Regions from separate parts of the Mus musculus genome. Here region 2 is linked to region 1. A link is a loop called in an ENCODE intact Hi-C map of the cell type or tissue named here. Cell type or tissue: heart. All regions are shown on one strand.

Region 1 (8,000 bases):
CTAGCTTGCCTTGTTTTTGTACTGATTTTTGCCTGTGGCCTGAGGTGCCTTTCCCTTTCTAGTGACCATTAAACTCTTCTTGTTCCTTTATTTCTCTGCTTTTAAGTCTTTCTCCACTACCTTCTGCCTGGAAATCTCTTGCTCATTCAGCAAGACCCAGTCTTAGGAGTTGTCAGGACATCTCAGGGGGACAAAAAGCACTTGTTGCCAAGACCATGGCACACACATTCCCAAATATATATATATATATATATATATATATATATACTAAAAATAAAGAAATAGATGGATGGATGGACAGACAGATAAAACTCATCATGGATAAAGGCAGTCTCCACAGTCCTAGGCACCAGCACTAATATTAGTCATCTTGGAATCTGGCAGAAATATCCCTTCTCACAGATGAGTAGATTCTTACATACAGGGCTGAGAGGCTGCACAGATAGCTAACATCCATGCACAGATAGCTTAGGGAAGCTTAGCTGCTTCTCACTCCTCACAAGAGCCTCACACCCCGCATAACAAAACAATAACAAAACCCAAAACCTTGTGTTTCTTCTCCCTTCGTGTGTGTGTGTGTGTGTGTGTGTGTGTGTGTGTGTGTGTGTGTGTGTATGTATGTGTGTGCTTATTCATAAGTCTGGGTGTGATCACATACATGCTATAACAGGAGAGCAGGAATCACACGACAACCTCATATGTCTGTCCTTGACATCGTTTGGACAATGCCTTGAGACATTGTCTCTGTCATTTCTCTGCTACATACTTCCAGCTAGCTCTGTAAGCTTCTGACCCTTCCTGTCTCTGCCACCCATCACACATTAGGAGTGCCAGGATTGTAGGAGTGAGTTTCTGTGCTCAGCTTTGTATGGGTTCTGGGTATTTGAACACAGGTCTGCATGCTTGTGTGCAAGTGCTTTGTCCACAGAGACACCTCCACAGTCTTTTCAGACAAAGCCTCTCGCTGGTCTGAAACTTGCCAAATGGCCGAGACTGGCCAGTCAGCAAGCCTTGGGGATCCTCCTGTTTCTGCCTTCCCAGCTCTGAGATTACAAATTTACAGCATCATGTTTAGTTTTTCTATTTTTAAATGTGTATGAGTGTTTGCCCACTTGATTTGTATAAACCATGTGAAACAGTATCCACAGAAGTCAGAAAAGAGAGTAAAATCCCCTGGGACTGGAATTGCAGACAGTTATGAGCTGCCATGTGGGTGCTGGGAACTGAAATCAAGCCGCCTGGAAGAGCAGCCAGTGCTCCTGCCCACTGAGCCATCTCTCCAGCCCCAGTGCTCAGCGTTTTACATGGGTGCTGGGGACTGACCCCAATCTTTGAGTTTGTTTACAGGGAAACACTATTTACTGAACAGCACAGACAAAGGACTCAGAATTCAACTAACTTCCTTGTAAACTGGTCAGGCACATACATCATGGGAACTAGAACATTTTATCCTGGAAAGAGGTGGGAGGCTCCCAAGACTCAGGAGCTTCAGGAGGCTGACAATGCAGATAAAACTCTGCAATTCACTGCTACATCTACTCCAGTAGTGACAAGCTCGACAGGCCCCGAAAACCTGGGCGCTGTCCTGAGGCGAAAAGTTCATGGACACTTAGTCTCCTGGAATCGTGGCATCCTGTATAAAGAATGCTCCAATGTCCTTGCTTTAGTTGGTAAACAGATCTGTGTGCTTTCCTTTAATATTGCTTTATTACAAGTGCTCTTAAGGATTGATATTTTGACATATAGCTAAGTTAGATTTTAGGCAGTCCTTGATCGACCCTGGGCATGGATAGCTAAGTCACTGCCCTACACAGGAATTTACCATTATCTAGGAAGAAGGAAGTTTGTGATCTAAGAAGGAACCAGAGTAGATACTTAGAAGTATAGATAGCTGAGTTACACCCATACACAAGTATTTACAATGGCCTAGGGGGAAGGTGGACTATACAATAGACTAGAATAAGAACTATGGCAAGGGCATGAAGCCCTTGACCCTGGCTTCTAAGATTAAGTGGACCTTAGGTGGAGCTGTTTTTGATCCCAGTTGTTAACATTGAATTTTATCCCAGTTGGTTCCTGCCAGTACTTTTGTGTTTACATTCCTCTGTTTTGTGTAAGAATCCAGTAACCTCTTTGTACCTTGCCAAAGTTGTGTCACCCAACTTCCCTATTTTCTTCTGTATAAAAAGCTTGATGCTTGATTTGACAAATTGCATTCAGATTCTGCACAATCTCTTGCGTCGCTTCTGTTTGTCATTCGCTGACTCCTTGTCCACCTGCAACCAGAGACCCGTTCCACACAGATAGGAGACCCAAAAGGGGGATAGTCTGTGGCAATTCATAGGGCCATTGTTGTGCTCACCTCGTCCAGCAAGAAAAACACAACACGGTCGGATTCTTCTCAACAGCCTTCTTTATTTCAGGAACACCTCGATGCTACGGGAACCCGGGAAAGCCAGGGAGGACTGCTTATATACACCCCAGCACTGGGGAGAGCTATGTGTCCTCCTGGGATTGGTCAGTCTGCCAGCAGATTGATTTGTATGCACCCGCTTGGGAGGGGTTGGCGCCAGATTCGGGCTAGCGCCTGCGCAGTGCCATTGTTTACGACGGTGTACCGGAAGCCGGCGCCATCTTTTAGGTGCCCAGCTGCCTACAGCTCATAACTCTACCAAGACTGTATAAGATCGCAAGCAGTAAGTGTTGGGGAGGAGAGATGCCTTTGTGAAGCTACCTGCAACCTGTGTTCTATCAAAGAAGCTTTAAGTCCTTGGTTCACCAAGCTAGACTTGGGTGGAAAGGATGTCTTCGATCTGCCCTTGATACCTTACCTAGAGTGAACAAACATTTTGTTCACGTCTCCCCCAGAAAACGTCACAACAGAGGCAGGAGGACAACCTCACAGAAGTAGATGCACCTGGCTGTGATTCATGGTTTTAGAGTGGACTTCAGAACCCCTTGAAAAGATAATATAGCTGAAAGAGTGACTGTTTCAGTCAGCTGATTATGGAGAAAAGATGTCCAGGTGGGAACACTGTGTTCTATGACCCTGGCTCTGTGGGAGAGGACATTAAGAACAGAATGGAGAGAGGGGCTCCCAGTTCTCAAGTTCTTCCAGCCACCTCCTAGGACCATTTGAATTTGATGCACCTCAGAGTGTTTGCTTCTGCAGGCTGTCATAGTGTTGAGCCTGCCTCTTGTAAGGCTCCATCCTCCCATCCTACACCCACAATTGTTCCCTAGCCTCCTCTGAACAATGTTTCCAAATAAGAGGGAAGAAAGGCCACTGATCAGAAATCAGAAATCACCGGTCCTGCCTGCAGAAACCAAGTCAGGGGACCTCTAGCGCCACCTGGCGGTCGAGGTGCAAGAGTCTCCACCCCCCTCCGCACCCCCAGAGGGGTGAAGGAGGGAGGGGATTCGAAGGCCAGGCTACAGTAGCCAGGATGGCCATGAGGTTTTCCAGCTCTTGAGCTTCCCAGCCAGCTTACCATCACCTTTTCGACTTTTCTGTCTCTGTATCTATCTTTGTCACCAGGTCTCTCAGTTTCACCTCCTCCCTCCTTTTAAAATGCTTTCTATTGATCTTCTGTTTCTTTCCCCTGCCCTGGCTTTACTCCTACAGCAAGAAGGAGCACTGCCCTTCACTGGCACCCTGACCCCCTTCTTTTTTAGGATCTGGAGGTGGTTTATGTGGCCAGAGTATCCCCAGAGCTGAGATTCCTCCAGTGACTGACGGCTTCGTGGTCCACTGGGCTCCTGGAGCATCAGACAACAATGGACAGCCTTTAAATTGGTGGCCGTTTGCCGCTGCTCAGGCGCTAACAGTAAGTGTCCCTTTTCTGAGTCTCTGGGCAATAGTGGACAGAGACATAGCTGTCCCTGAGAGGACAAAACTGACCACCTGAGTCCAGCACCCTGTTTCCATCAGCATCTGTACCACATCCCTCAACTCTATTTCCAGAGCATTATCAAGGGTCCACAAGGACTTGGCATTTCAGGAGATAAGCCAGAGAAACATGGAGGACAAAGCCAGAGCAGAGAGGAGAGCCAGGCCATGTGGGAGTGAGCAATAGGGTGTGCACATATGTGTGGCTGAGGTAGGTGAGGGGTCTACCACATGCCTGTGTAGCCGTGGCACATGATTTGTCCTCATATACTGTGGAGGTATTGTACACAAAGGGACTTTGTATGTATGTATACATGTGTGTAGTTCATGTACATGTATGAGCATAGATATCTGCACAAAGGTACATGATGTGGTTATAGACAAATGTAGTGGAGTGTGGGTATATAGTTGTGCATATGAATTGTGATGTGTGTGTGGTTATGTAGCACACATACATATCTGTTTTGTGTGCACATACATGAATGTGTAGTACATAGTGGGCATACAGACATGCAGGTCTCAGAGTGTAGTTGGCATGTGTGCATTGTGTGTGTAGGTGTAAGTGCACACATACGTATGTGGGGCCTTTCTGATCCAGTGTATGGGACTCTTCTTGTTTCTGGGGGAACCTTGGCTAATGACACCCACCTACCAAGAGAGTGGTAGGCACTGCACCCAGGTGCTAAGATGACCCACAAAACAATAACACACCAGTGTGTGTGTGTGTGTGTGTGTGTGTGTGTGTTGGCATCACACCATGACTGTCCCAAATGCTGTAGAGTAATCATCCCTTGGAGGAATGGTTGCCCCAACTGGGTGGACCACAGGGGATCACTTCTGATGTTGATAGAAATACTTTCTGGTGCATGATAAGATATGAAGGGAAGCTACCAGAAAATAGATACAGGATTAAAACATGCAACCCACCCCTGAGATGAGAAGTGGAACAAAGAGAGTTCAGTTGACATGGCGATGACTAGTGTCTTAGTGATCTTTTTATTCTCGTATAACACACCATGACCAAGGCAACTTATAAAAGGAAGCATGCAATTTGGCTTACTGTTTCATAGGGTTACAGTCCATAATGGTGGAGCAAAGAAACAGCTAAGAGCTCACATCTTGATCCATAACCATGAGGCAGCGAGAGAGGACTGAGTCCTTTTGAAAATTCAAAGCCTGCCCCCAGGGACATATCTCCTCCAATACACCCACACTTCCTAAGCCTTCCCAAACTGTTCTACCAACTGGAGATCAAGAATCTAAATTCTACTTTAAAGCACCACAGCTGGAGAAGGATGTAAGGGCCTGCTCAGTAGGTGGCAGAGTAGATGGGAACACTGAGAATCACAGTAGTGTCCAGGCCTCAATCTCTACTGAGACTTTCAGCTTTGAGAGTGTTGGGAAAGAGACCAAAGCCAGCATGCCATTTATAGGAGACACAATAGAAAATGAACAACAAAAAAGGGGAGAAAACAGAGGTTAGGCAGCCAGCCAAGAAGACAAAGAGAAAACAACTGTGCTTATAAATACATATAATAGATGCTCATTTAAATGGTTAAGTGTGGCACTGGCAAGATAAGGTTTAGCGGTTAAGAACACTGTTTGCTCTTCTAGAGAACCTGGGTTCAGTTTCCAGCACCTAGATCAACTATAATTCCAGTTCCAGGGGATCTGATGTCCTCTTGTAACCTCTGTGGGCAACAGACATGCTTACATACATTCAGGCAAACCATCCAAACATATTAAATAAATTATATACATTTTAAACGTCAGGTGGGCTGGCTCTGAGCCACAGATAGCTCATCAGGTGAAGGGGCTGGCAAACCTGACAACCTGAGTTTGACGAGAACCCATGTGGTGGAAGGAGAGAATTGACCCTTGAAGATCATTGTTTGACCTCAGCAGATGAGCCATGACATAGGCATGTGTGTGTGTGTGTGTGTGTGTGTGTGTGTACATACACAGAGGCACAGAGACACACACAGAGAGACACACAGGCACACACAAAATGTAATAACATTTTTTTCTAAAATATTAGGCCAGATGTGGTAGTGTATACCAGTAACCCTGGCCAAAGGAGCAGAATTATGAATTCAAACCCATCCTAGGCTATATTGTGAGCCCCTGTCTCAACAAAACAAAACAATATGTACACCCCCTCCCACAAACCATAAATAAATCAAAAAGTGAAAACTCAGCACGTGTCGAGAAAGGAAAGGAAAGGACGGTGTTATAGACATTTAGCTACTTATGCCATTAAACTTCCAACTATTGAAATGGATAATTTGTAGGTCAGAACATTTGGGGTCAGAACAAACTCATTCACTAAACTCATTCCCAAATGTCCTGTGATAGCATCCTAGGACCCAGGCCAACTAGAGTAGGGACAGGGAGTAGATAAACATGGGCCCCTGCCCGTGAGCCTCCAACTTTGTAACAGGACCTGGAGAGGCAGACAGCCAGGCTGAAGGTGACTGGGAGAGTGGAGGTAGTGACTTTTGCCTGATACTGATACAGTGAGGACCTGACGGCGGGCTCAGTGAATAGTCAAGTTGTATATTCCGTCCAAATGTGAACATAAGCTGTGTCCCTACAGCTGCAGACAGCTCCCTCGGTCCTGGCTCCTGCACAGTCACAGACTAGACTGGCTCCTGCACAGTCACAGACTAGACAGAGAACCACTCATATAGACACACACAGACATGTACACAGACAATCCACATGTCACACACACCCAGACATACATTCACACAGCCCAGTCTCACACACAGTCCCAGAGAAACACACACAGAGACACATAGACATAGGCATGCATACATAGATACACATAGACTAGCATACAGACAGCTCACACGTCACAGATCCATAGACACACACACACACACACACACACACACACACTCACACCAAGAAAGAAATACACCAAAAGAGAAAGACACAGGACAATACTTCAGAGGATGCAGACACAAAGACTCCAAGGAGGTTCACTCTTCCGTTTATGTTAGTCCCTGTGCCCCATATTCAGGAGGTGTCCCTGTCCCATGGCTATACCTATGGCCTGTCCCCTGCCCCTCCCAAGATAAATGGTTTTCCAGGCTTGGAACTGTGGGTTCTCTACACTTGTGGAAATGCACAGAGCTGCCTTTGTGCTTCCTAAATAAGACACTAGGAACGGGAGGATGGAAATAGCAGCTAGTCGTGGTGGGAAGCGGGTTATCTCGGCGCGAGGGCGGCAACAGTAGGAAGTCTATTATTGCACCCAGCTCAGCGCACAGAGCGGGAAGTGCATCAGGAATAGAAATCAGTGTCTTAGCAGCCCAGGATGTGGCTCAGAGTGCCCCCCCCAAGCAATGTCCCCTAACTCCTTCCATGTCAGACGGACAGGACATTCCTTACGTCTAAAACGAAGCACAAAGGAGAATTTAGGGAGACTTAGCGTGTTCACTTCCAAGTTTTTGGCCCACGGCAGAGGCGGTTTTCTCTGTTTTTGGTTATGAATTAAATTCTCCCAGACTGTCACGGTTTTTGTAGTTCTCTGACACATCTCTTGCTGGATTTACTCACAGGTATTTGATATTTGGAGGGGGGTACCATGAACATCGTCTCCTCTTAACCATGGTTTGAACAACTTGGTTTTTTGTTGTTGTGTTGTTGTTGCAGCTTGGTTTGACTTTAGTTTTTGTCACTGTGATGGTTGCTGGCTGTTTGTTTTAGACATCTCTAATGTAGTTGAGGATGACCTTGAACTCCCGATCGATCTTCCTGCCTGTTGAGAGGACGTGTGTACATCACCTCACCTGGCTCACAACTGACTTCTTGCACCACTTTTTCCTTTTTTCTTAGTAGTTTCCTGCATATGTAAGTATGGTAGGTGTGTGTGTGTCTGAGTGTGTACTGGTGTGTGTGTGTGTGTGTGTGTGTGTATGAGTGTGTGTCCATGTGAAAGCCCACGGCTGATGTTATGAGTCTTCCTCCAGCTTCCTTCTGCCTTTTCATTGTGCTCTTAGATTTGGCTAGTCTCCTCACTAGCCAACTTGCCCCAGGAATCCCTTGTCTCTGCCTTCGAGGGCTGTAATTGGAGGCAGGCTGCTGTGCCCACTTGGCACTTGTG
Region 2 (8,000 bases), 55 kb before region 1:
ATGGAGGCTGGGGAGAGTCCTTCCTGCCTTTGCAGGTTAAGGGCTACGGGAGTCCTTGGCTTGTGGCTTCATTGCTTCATTCGGCCTCCATCTTCTTATGACCTGCTCCATGTCTCTCTATCACTTATAAGTACACTGTCAGTAGGTTCAAGGGACACCTAGGTAACTTGGAATGGTCCCATTTTAAGACCAATATATTCACAATAACTATAGTTTGGGAGACACCTATTTTATAGATGTAGCAACTGTTCCCTTGAGGTACTAGTTCCTGAGGTGGCACTGGGTAACATGGTTGGGGAGTGAGTCTCCAACTGTAATCTCCCATAGGCTTCTGCAGTGGATGGGGGCACTCACACTACCTGACCTTCGATGGCACCTCCTATACTTTCCTGGATAACTGTACCTCCGTGCTCATGAGAGAGATCCACCCTCGCCATGGTAACCTGAGCATCCTTGCCCACAGCTACTACTGTGGGGCTACCACAAATGTCACCTCCTGTCCCCGTGCCCTCAGTGTGTACTACAACTCCATGGAGATTATCCTTACCATCAGCACCACTGAGAGCGGGAAGGATGAGAGCCTGGTGAGTCTTGTGATAGGTATGGCTCCCATACCACACTGCAAACATGAAGTCTAGATATGGGGTGACATAGACAGAGATGAAAAGCCCCGAGGACCAAGAACATTCTCCCCTCTGCAGAAATGGCCTGTAGGAGCTGGCCTGCGCAAAGAAATGACTCCTAGTTCTAGACTGAGGAAGACAATAGAAATGCCCCTAATGTTTGGGAGGGGGAACTCCCAAAGCAGCGTGCTGCCTAGCTGGCCCTCTGATTATTGGTTCCCTCTGGACATCCCTAGATTATATGGGACCAAATGTGGATACGATCAGGCTTCAGTAAGAATGGTGTGACCGTGTCCTTGAGTGGGGCCACCACAATGAGTGTCAACATTTCCACCATTGGCACCATCATCACCTTTGATGGGAACATCTTCCAGATATGGTTGCCCTACAGATATTTCAGCAGCAATACTGAGGGCCAGTGTGGTGAGTAGTCACGACCTGGATCATTATGGTTCTGTAAGTGGGGGAAGAAACAGGTCTATGGGAAACAGCGGAAGCTGATGTAATCCCTGCCTTACTCACCAGGTACCTGCACAAACAGCCAGATAGACGACTGCCGCCGGCCTGATGGCACCATAGCTTCTGACTGCCAGGACATGGCCAAAGAATGGCTGGTGCCTGGGAACAGTAGCAGCAGCTGCTTAGCTCAGCCTAGCCCTCTCCCGAGCACCACTCCCCAGACCCCAGTGTCCAGCACACTGACCTCCACCCCATGCCCCTCTGCACCTCTCTGTGAGCTGATGCTGAGCCAGTGAGTTGGCCTTTGGGGTGGTGGGGCTGGGCAGTAGTTCCCTTGGCCAACCTCCCTGCTGAGCTCCCAGCCCTGACCACTTACTGTCATAGGGTCTTCGCAGAGTGCCACAGGCTCATCCCTCCAGATGCCTTCTTCAGAAGCTGTGTCAGTGACCACTGCAATGCCAATATTACTGACATGCTCTGTCAGAGCCTGGAGGCCTATGCAGCACTCTGCCGGGCCCAAGGTGTATGTACCAACTGGCGCAATGCCACTGGAGGCTTGTGTGGTAAGTTGGAAGCATCCAACTTAGGGCTCCCGCTTCCTTGGTTCTTCTGAACCTGTTTGATGACACTCTTTGTGCCCACAGACCTCTCCTGTCCACCCACTAAGGAGTACAGGCCCTGTGGACCCCTGCATCCAGCATCCTGCAACTCGAGGTGAGTAGTACCTCAGTGACAGGGAATGTGGAGGTAGCAGCTGGCCTCCCAGGCATGTCTGAAGAGTTGACACTGAGCCTGTGGGTACCTTCATCCCAGGACTCCCTGGGATGTTCACAACTGGCTCTGAGAGGTACTCCCCGATTTCTGATGTATACTCTGCTGCTCCTCCTCACATTAGGACCCAGGATAGTACAACTGGGATGCTGGCAGAGGGCTGCTTCTGCCCTGAGAACCAGCTCCTCTTCAACTCACGCATGGACATCTGTGTGTCAGAGTGTCGTAAGTGCCATTCACCTACCGTAAGACAAACCCTGCCCCACCCCTGCCCTCCATAGGGTCCCTCCTCACCTCCCAAGCCAGGATCCTGTTCAGCCTGACTAGTGTGAGAGAAGATCCTGGTGAGGCCATAATTCCTGCAGATGTCAAAAGGCCTCCTGTGAGTCTGCCACCATTCTGTCTAAACTTTGCTGCTTGGGGCTGGTCAGAGAACCTGCCTACCTTCACCACTAAGAGCTAGAATCTCAACATCTAATCTTACTACTGTCCCAGGGACCTGACAGCCTCAGAATAGATAGAGGTCTTGGCTTGGGTACAGGTAGCCAGAGCTAAGAGCACAGTCCTCTTAGCTTATAACCCCCTTCTGCCTGACCTTGAATCCCAGCATCTTCAGTAATAACTTTACTCATTTCCTTCCAGCCTGCGTGGGACCAGACGGGCTACCCAAGTTTGTGAGTAGTGCTGCTCGCTGGCCTCTGCTTGAGCTAAAGTAAAGATCATGAAGAAGGGAGGGAGGGAGGGAGGGAGGGAGGGAGGGAGGGAGGGAGGGAGGGAGGGAGGGAGGGAGGGAGGCCAAGTCTTCACCCAGGAAGCTCCTGGGCTCCTAGGCTTCCTTCCTGCTGCCACTCTGGGCAGCAGAGAGCTAACCTGCTTAGGGTAAACCACGACCTGGAGTTGAGTTCAGGTAGACAGGCCAGGGACTTTAGGACCTCAGAGCCTTCAGAGATCCTGATTTGGCCTGTTTCAGCCTGGAGAACACTGGATCAGCAACTGTCAGGCCTGTGTATGTGAGCCCGGCTCTGTGTCGGTACAGTGTGAGCCAGTGAAGTGTGAGAGCCAGGATAAACCCCCACAGTGCACAGAAGCTGGCTTTGTGACTGTGACCTGGCCCAGTGCTGACAATCCATGCTGCCCCGAGACACTGTGTGGTGAGCATCCTGGGGACATAGAAGAGTCTCACTCTAGCTTAGCTGCACTGGGCCATGTGAGAGGTGGGGGATGAGCTCAAGATGCTTCAGTTTTTCACCTAAAAATGAAGCTGGCGACTCTGGTCTGAGCTAACAAAGCAGAGAGTTGGTGAGGACCAAGAGGGTCAAAGACTGAGGGGATTTGTTGAAACCCAGAAAAACCATGAAGCACACTAGGTACCGGGGGTGGGGAATGACACCAGAGGCCAGTGTTTCCAGAAAGGAAGAAGACGGGAGGGGTGGCTAAATGGGCAGTGTCCTGACAGAACTTCCTCTCAACAGTTTGCAATTCAACCACCTGCCCCAAGAGCCTGCCCACGTGTGAGCCAGGATATGAGCTGGTCCAGACCCATGAGAATAGCAGCTGCTGCCCCAGCTACAGCTGTCGTAAGTAGGAATGGGGCAGAAGCATGGGCGAGGGGACACTGAGCCTGGTTGCAATGGAGTCCAGGGATGCAGGGGAGCAAGGGTTTGTGCCCTGCTGCCAGATGTATATACAATTCCCTTTCCTTTCAGGACCTAAGCTGTGTACATACAATGACACCATCTATGGGGTAAGGGCTCAGTCCAGACGGGGTGAATGGCAGGGGTAGGTTGAGGTAGGTGGGAAGCCCATGTCCCCCGGTCCCTGGTCTTGTCTCAACATTCTTGCCATGGATGGCAGATGTGAAGAGGGGGTTTGGGCCCTTAAGAGGGAAAATATCTGGGCCCTGTGGGCTCTACCTGGATTCACTTACACATCCTGACCTGATACGCTCACCCATATCTGCCTTGCCTTCCGAGTCACTCTTCTCTTCTGCTCTAGGTTGGTACAACCTTCCCAGGGGGTCCCTGCCACACATGCACCTGCCTCTCTGATGGTGACCAAGAGCCAAAAGTAGAGTGTAAGGAGACGAACTGTACCACCTCTTGTCCCCAGGTGAGCCTGTGGCCCAGAAAACATCCTAAGAGGCTACCCATGGCAGCCTATCACTGAGAGTCCTCCAGTTCACCCTCAGTTTGAGGTCTGTTTTAAAAGGCTGTTGTATTAGGAAGGTTGAGAACCACTGCAGCCAACAAAGAGAAGCAGGGTGAGCTAAGCTGTAAGACCTGGGAGCACAGAAAGATATGACCTTTCTGCAGTTCTTGTTAAGGAAGCCCAGAGCCCCAAGTGTGTGCTTAGGAGGGTGACTGGGATACATGAGAGACCTGACCATCTCTCCTGTCTCCACAGGGCTTCAAGTACACGCTGGTGCCAGAGCAGTGCTGCGGGGAGTGCCTGCAAAATGCCTGCCTCACACCAGAGGGCCACGCGGTACAGGTAATAGGAGAGGGTGGAAGGAGACCTACCCTTGAGCAGGCCTCAGCCACAAGTGGATCGATTGCTGCCTGGACCTCTACTGTGTGATTTGCTTTCCAGCCCAATGAAACCTGGGTGAACAGTCCTGTGGACAACTGCACTGCATACCACTGTATGGCTGAGAATGGAGTCTATGTGCTGACCCCAATCCCCACATCTTGCCCTGATGTATCCAACTGTACGGTATGTGCCTGGGAGGCCCTGCCTTTGGGTGGTCCACCCTTATAATGCCCCTGAAAGGCTCTGCCCCAAGGAGTCTGTGTTTCTACAGCTTGTTCCCCTATCCCAACTCTGCTCCAGTCTTGTTCTATTCTTGGCTCTGTAGGGAACCCTAAGGAAAACGGGCTGCTGTTACTCCTGTGAAAAAGAGGGTAAGTTGGAGACATCTCCTATCTCCTTCAGCTCCATCCAGTTCCCACCAAAAGCAATACAAGTTTCTCCCACGGGATGGCAGATCCCACCAGGGTCCCAGGATGAGAGAAGGGGTAGGCCACCCATGAAAGGTGTGTCAGTACTTCTCTCACTGCTGTGACAAAACATGGGACAAAGTCATTTTAAGGAAGGAAGGAAGGATTTGTTTGGCTCCTGGTGGGAGTGTGCCGTCCCACCATGGTGGGGAGACGTGGCCATAAGAGTAGAGGCAGATATCTGCAGCCAGGAAGCAGCGAGGGATGAACACTGGTTGGCAGCTCACTTTCTCCTTTCCATTCAGGCTGAGACCCCTGCCCATGGAGGTCTGGCCACATTCAGTGTGGGTCTTTTCTCATAAATTAACTTAATCTAGAAAATCTGAGCTTCTCTCTTAGGTGATTCTAGATCCTGTCAAATTGACATCATGGAGGGTGAGCTTTACCAGGTCCAGGGGCTCCGAGTAAGGGTCTAGGGTCCCTGCACTGGCCTGTCTACTTTGCAGACTCAAGTACCTGTCAAGTGCACGTAAATGCGACTGTCTTGCGGTATAAGGGCTGTGAGACAGAGGTCAACATCACCTTCTGCGAGGGTTCCTGCTCTGGAATATCCAAGTGAGTACCTAACCTCCCATGAGAGTACAGCAAAACTAGTTGCTACTTGTCACCTTGGGTCTCACAGAGACTGTCCCCTGCTTAGGGTCAGGAGGTCACATATAGCTCTCTGCACAAAATAGGGGTTTGGTTGGGGACTCATGGGCAGGAATCTGAATATGTGTAAGGGATCAGGCAGTATTGGATCCCTCTGTTAGCCCTAGATGGCCCTAGATGGCCCCAGGCTGTGGTCGGCTGTGAAGAGGGAGTGTCCAAGAAGTGTCCAGTGAGAGTCTGTAGTTAAAGAGGGCAGGAAAAATGGCCAGAGGTTCACTTCAGGGCTTAGGGTGGCTTTCCAGAGGGAACATCTGTACAGGATCAGCAGAATGGAAGGGGAATAGAAGCACAGAAGGCTATGAGAGATGGAGTAGGGTTTAAAGAGAGTCCAGGAGGGCTAAGGCTTTATGTTTAAGAAAGCAGCCATGCTGGACAGTCAAGCGGCTGTCAAGAGCCCACAGAGAACCATGAATGATTCTACTGCTAAGAGGAGCACCCTCCCATGTCCACAGGTACTCCATGGAGGCCCAGGCCATGGAACGCCAGTGCACCTGCTGTCAGGAGAGCAAGGTCCATGATGTAGCTGTAACTATGCAGTGTCCTGATGGTACAGTCATCCAGCACACCTATACCCACATCGATGAGTGCAACTGTGCCCCGGCCTGCAGCTCCCTGCCTGGGACTTCCATGATTGCTTCCTAGAGCCCATTGCTAGAAGGCAATTGCATCCCTAACCCCTTATGTCCCTCCACCTGGGGCAGAACCTGCACAACTGACCATGAGAACCTTAGGCAGGCAAGCTCCCCGAGGCCCACAAGAACCCTCTGTGGCCCTCACTGCCTCTGCTCCACCCTCCGCCTGCCACTGTTAAGACCAGCATCAAAGAGGGTGGTGGGGCAATCAAGATCCACTTGAGGAGGGTTCCAGGTGAGGATCTGGCCCTGAGGAGCCTGTTGGCTGTTTTGGCCTCATTCTCTGTGAGAGCCTGTGGCTGTTAAGGCTCCCCACAGCAAGCCTGTGTGTCCTCTGTCACATAAAACAAGCCCTGTGTCAGGCATCTCATGCTCACAAAAGCAGATGGGACTGTCCAAGCAAGATCAGCTACCAGGGATCTGTATCAGGCAAGGTGGCTGCCTGCTGGAGGGGCTCTGGGATCTGGGGTTGAAGAGGGGTCTGTGCTCACTCATCCCTAAGCTGCAATAAACCCTGGCACTGTGTGTCTCTTCTGGTGTCTTTTCGTGGGCACGCTGTGTGGCTCCCTGTTTGTGGTTCAAAGTTGCCAGGAACAGAGCTAGAGCTATCACTAGAACACGAGGGAGGAGAAGGCGTCTAAAAGGAATAGGGGAGAGGTACCTAGCCATTGGCTGGACACTGAGAGCATGGGCAGGAGCAAAGCAAGCCAGGGACCCACACACCAGCCTCGCAGCCACTGAACCCAAGGGCAGCATCAGGACATCCTAGGCAGACAGAGGAGCCTGTGGGCTGAGGAGGCCATCCTAGCACCCATCAGTGTGGTGGCTGCAATGGGCAGACACGTGGAGAAGGGTGCTTTGCACTGCTCAAACACCAAGAGGCTGTGGCTACATTGGTGCTAGGACCCTACATCCTGTTCTGCCTCCTCAGGTGCACTATATTTAAGATACCTGTCAATGACTGGCTTACTATACACGTGGCTATCAGCTGCTCCTTTCTTTCCTGCCCTCTGTTAAGAGTGGAGAACACTCCGTGCATGTGGCAGGGAATTACAGAGTTGGAAATGTGGGGCTCTATGGCTTGGGTTCCAGAGGTAGGAGTGGAAAGAAGGAAACATGACAAGGGGAAACCATGTGTAGTGTGGGCTGATAATGTCCTGGCTGGACTGCGTAGGAAGGGTACAAGATAATCTCCAGATGTACAGAATGTGGCCAATGGTGGGGCCGTGACCTGGGAAGATAAAGACACAGTGGTTAGCTATGACCCCAAAAGCTTCTGGAGAAGAAACCAGAGGGGTCCTGCTATGGGCTGTGGGCTGCTCCCTGCTCCCCAGAAGTGGATGCAAACAGACCCAGTGTGGCAAAGCTCCTGGGCCTGGGGTGGAACACCCAGGCCCTCACAGATGTGGCCAGTAAGCCTGCCTTTCCTATGCACTTGGTGAGGTCTATCTGGCAGACAGCATGCTGGGGATTGACAAACATGGTCCAGCGGTTGATGAGGCAGTGGGTGTGCTGAGGGACAGCAGGAGGATACAGAAGTCAGTTTCTCTAAGCTCACCTTTGACCTAAGAGTGTGGCTTCCAGGACAAAAAATTCCATGTGCCTGTCCTCATGAAGCCACAGCAAAATGCTGATTCCTCAACCCCTCCCAGTGAGGCATGGCACCGTCACTGGGAGTCGAGAGCATCATTTGGTAGGGATGCTCTCAGATGTTAAGGTCCTCCATGTCAAGGGACACTATGGCCACATATATAGTATGCACCATCACTGTTCTACCCACTGGGGAAACAGAGGCACCAAGAGATGAAAACCTGCTTCAGCAGGAACAAGGCCTGCTTCAGCCAGGGCAGTAGACACAATAGTCCATG

Evidence for each region. Hi-C counts contacts between places; a loop is a spot of excess contacts. Peaks named below come from ENCODE experiments on the same cell type or tissue, not always from the same donor. Only the 100,000 strongest peaks of a DNase experiment are listed, where the experiment ranks them.
Region 2: it touches region 1 in a loop (4-fold over the local background); 2 of 42 quality-filtered maps call a loop at or near these places.

What each region holds. Positions count from the first base shown.
Region 1 is chr7:141,921,757-141,929,756 of GRCm38, forward strand. It overlaps Gm32539 (a long non-coding RNA gene), which reads left to right and starts at 2,547. Exons shown (of 3, transcript XR_378616.3): 1 at 2,547-3,025; 2 at 3,676-3,827. In heart, a CTCF peak has its summit at 3,367 (motif pointing left); a DNase peak (open chromatin) is centred at 3,375; H3K27me3 peaks cover 1,429 bases.
Region 2 is chr7:141,866,429-141,874,428 of GRCm38, forward strand. Muc5b (mucin 5, subtype B, tracheobronchial) reads left to right here. Exons shown (of 49, transcript NM_028801.2): 34 at 328-584; 35 at 860-1,046; 36 at 1,149-1,374; 37 at 1,467-1,645; 38 at 1,727-1,796; 39 at 1,978-2,078; 40 at 2,496-2,527; 41 at 2,824-3,004; 42 at 3,326-3,430; 43 at 3,560-3,597; 44 at 3,849-3,962; 45 at 4,257-4,343; 46 at 4,443-4,565; 47 at 4,708-4,753; 2 more. The coding sequence ends at 6,142. Among named protein-coding and RNA genes, the nearest start is that of Muc5b, 31 kb to the left of the region's middle. In heart, a CTCF peak has its summit at 4,318; no DNase peak of the experiment used is centred here; H3K27me3 peaks cover 570 bases.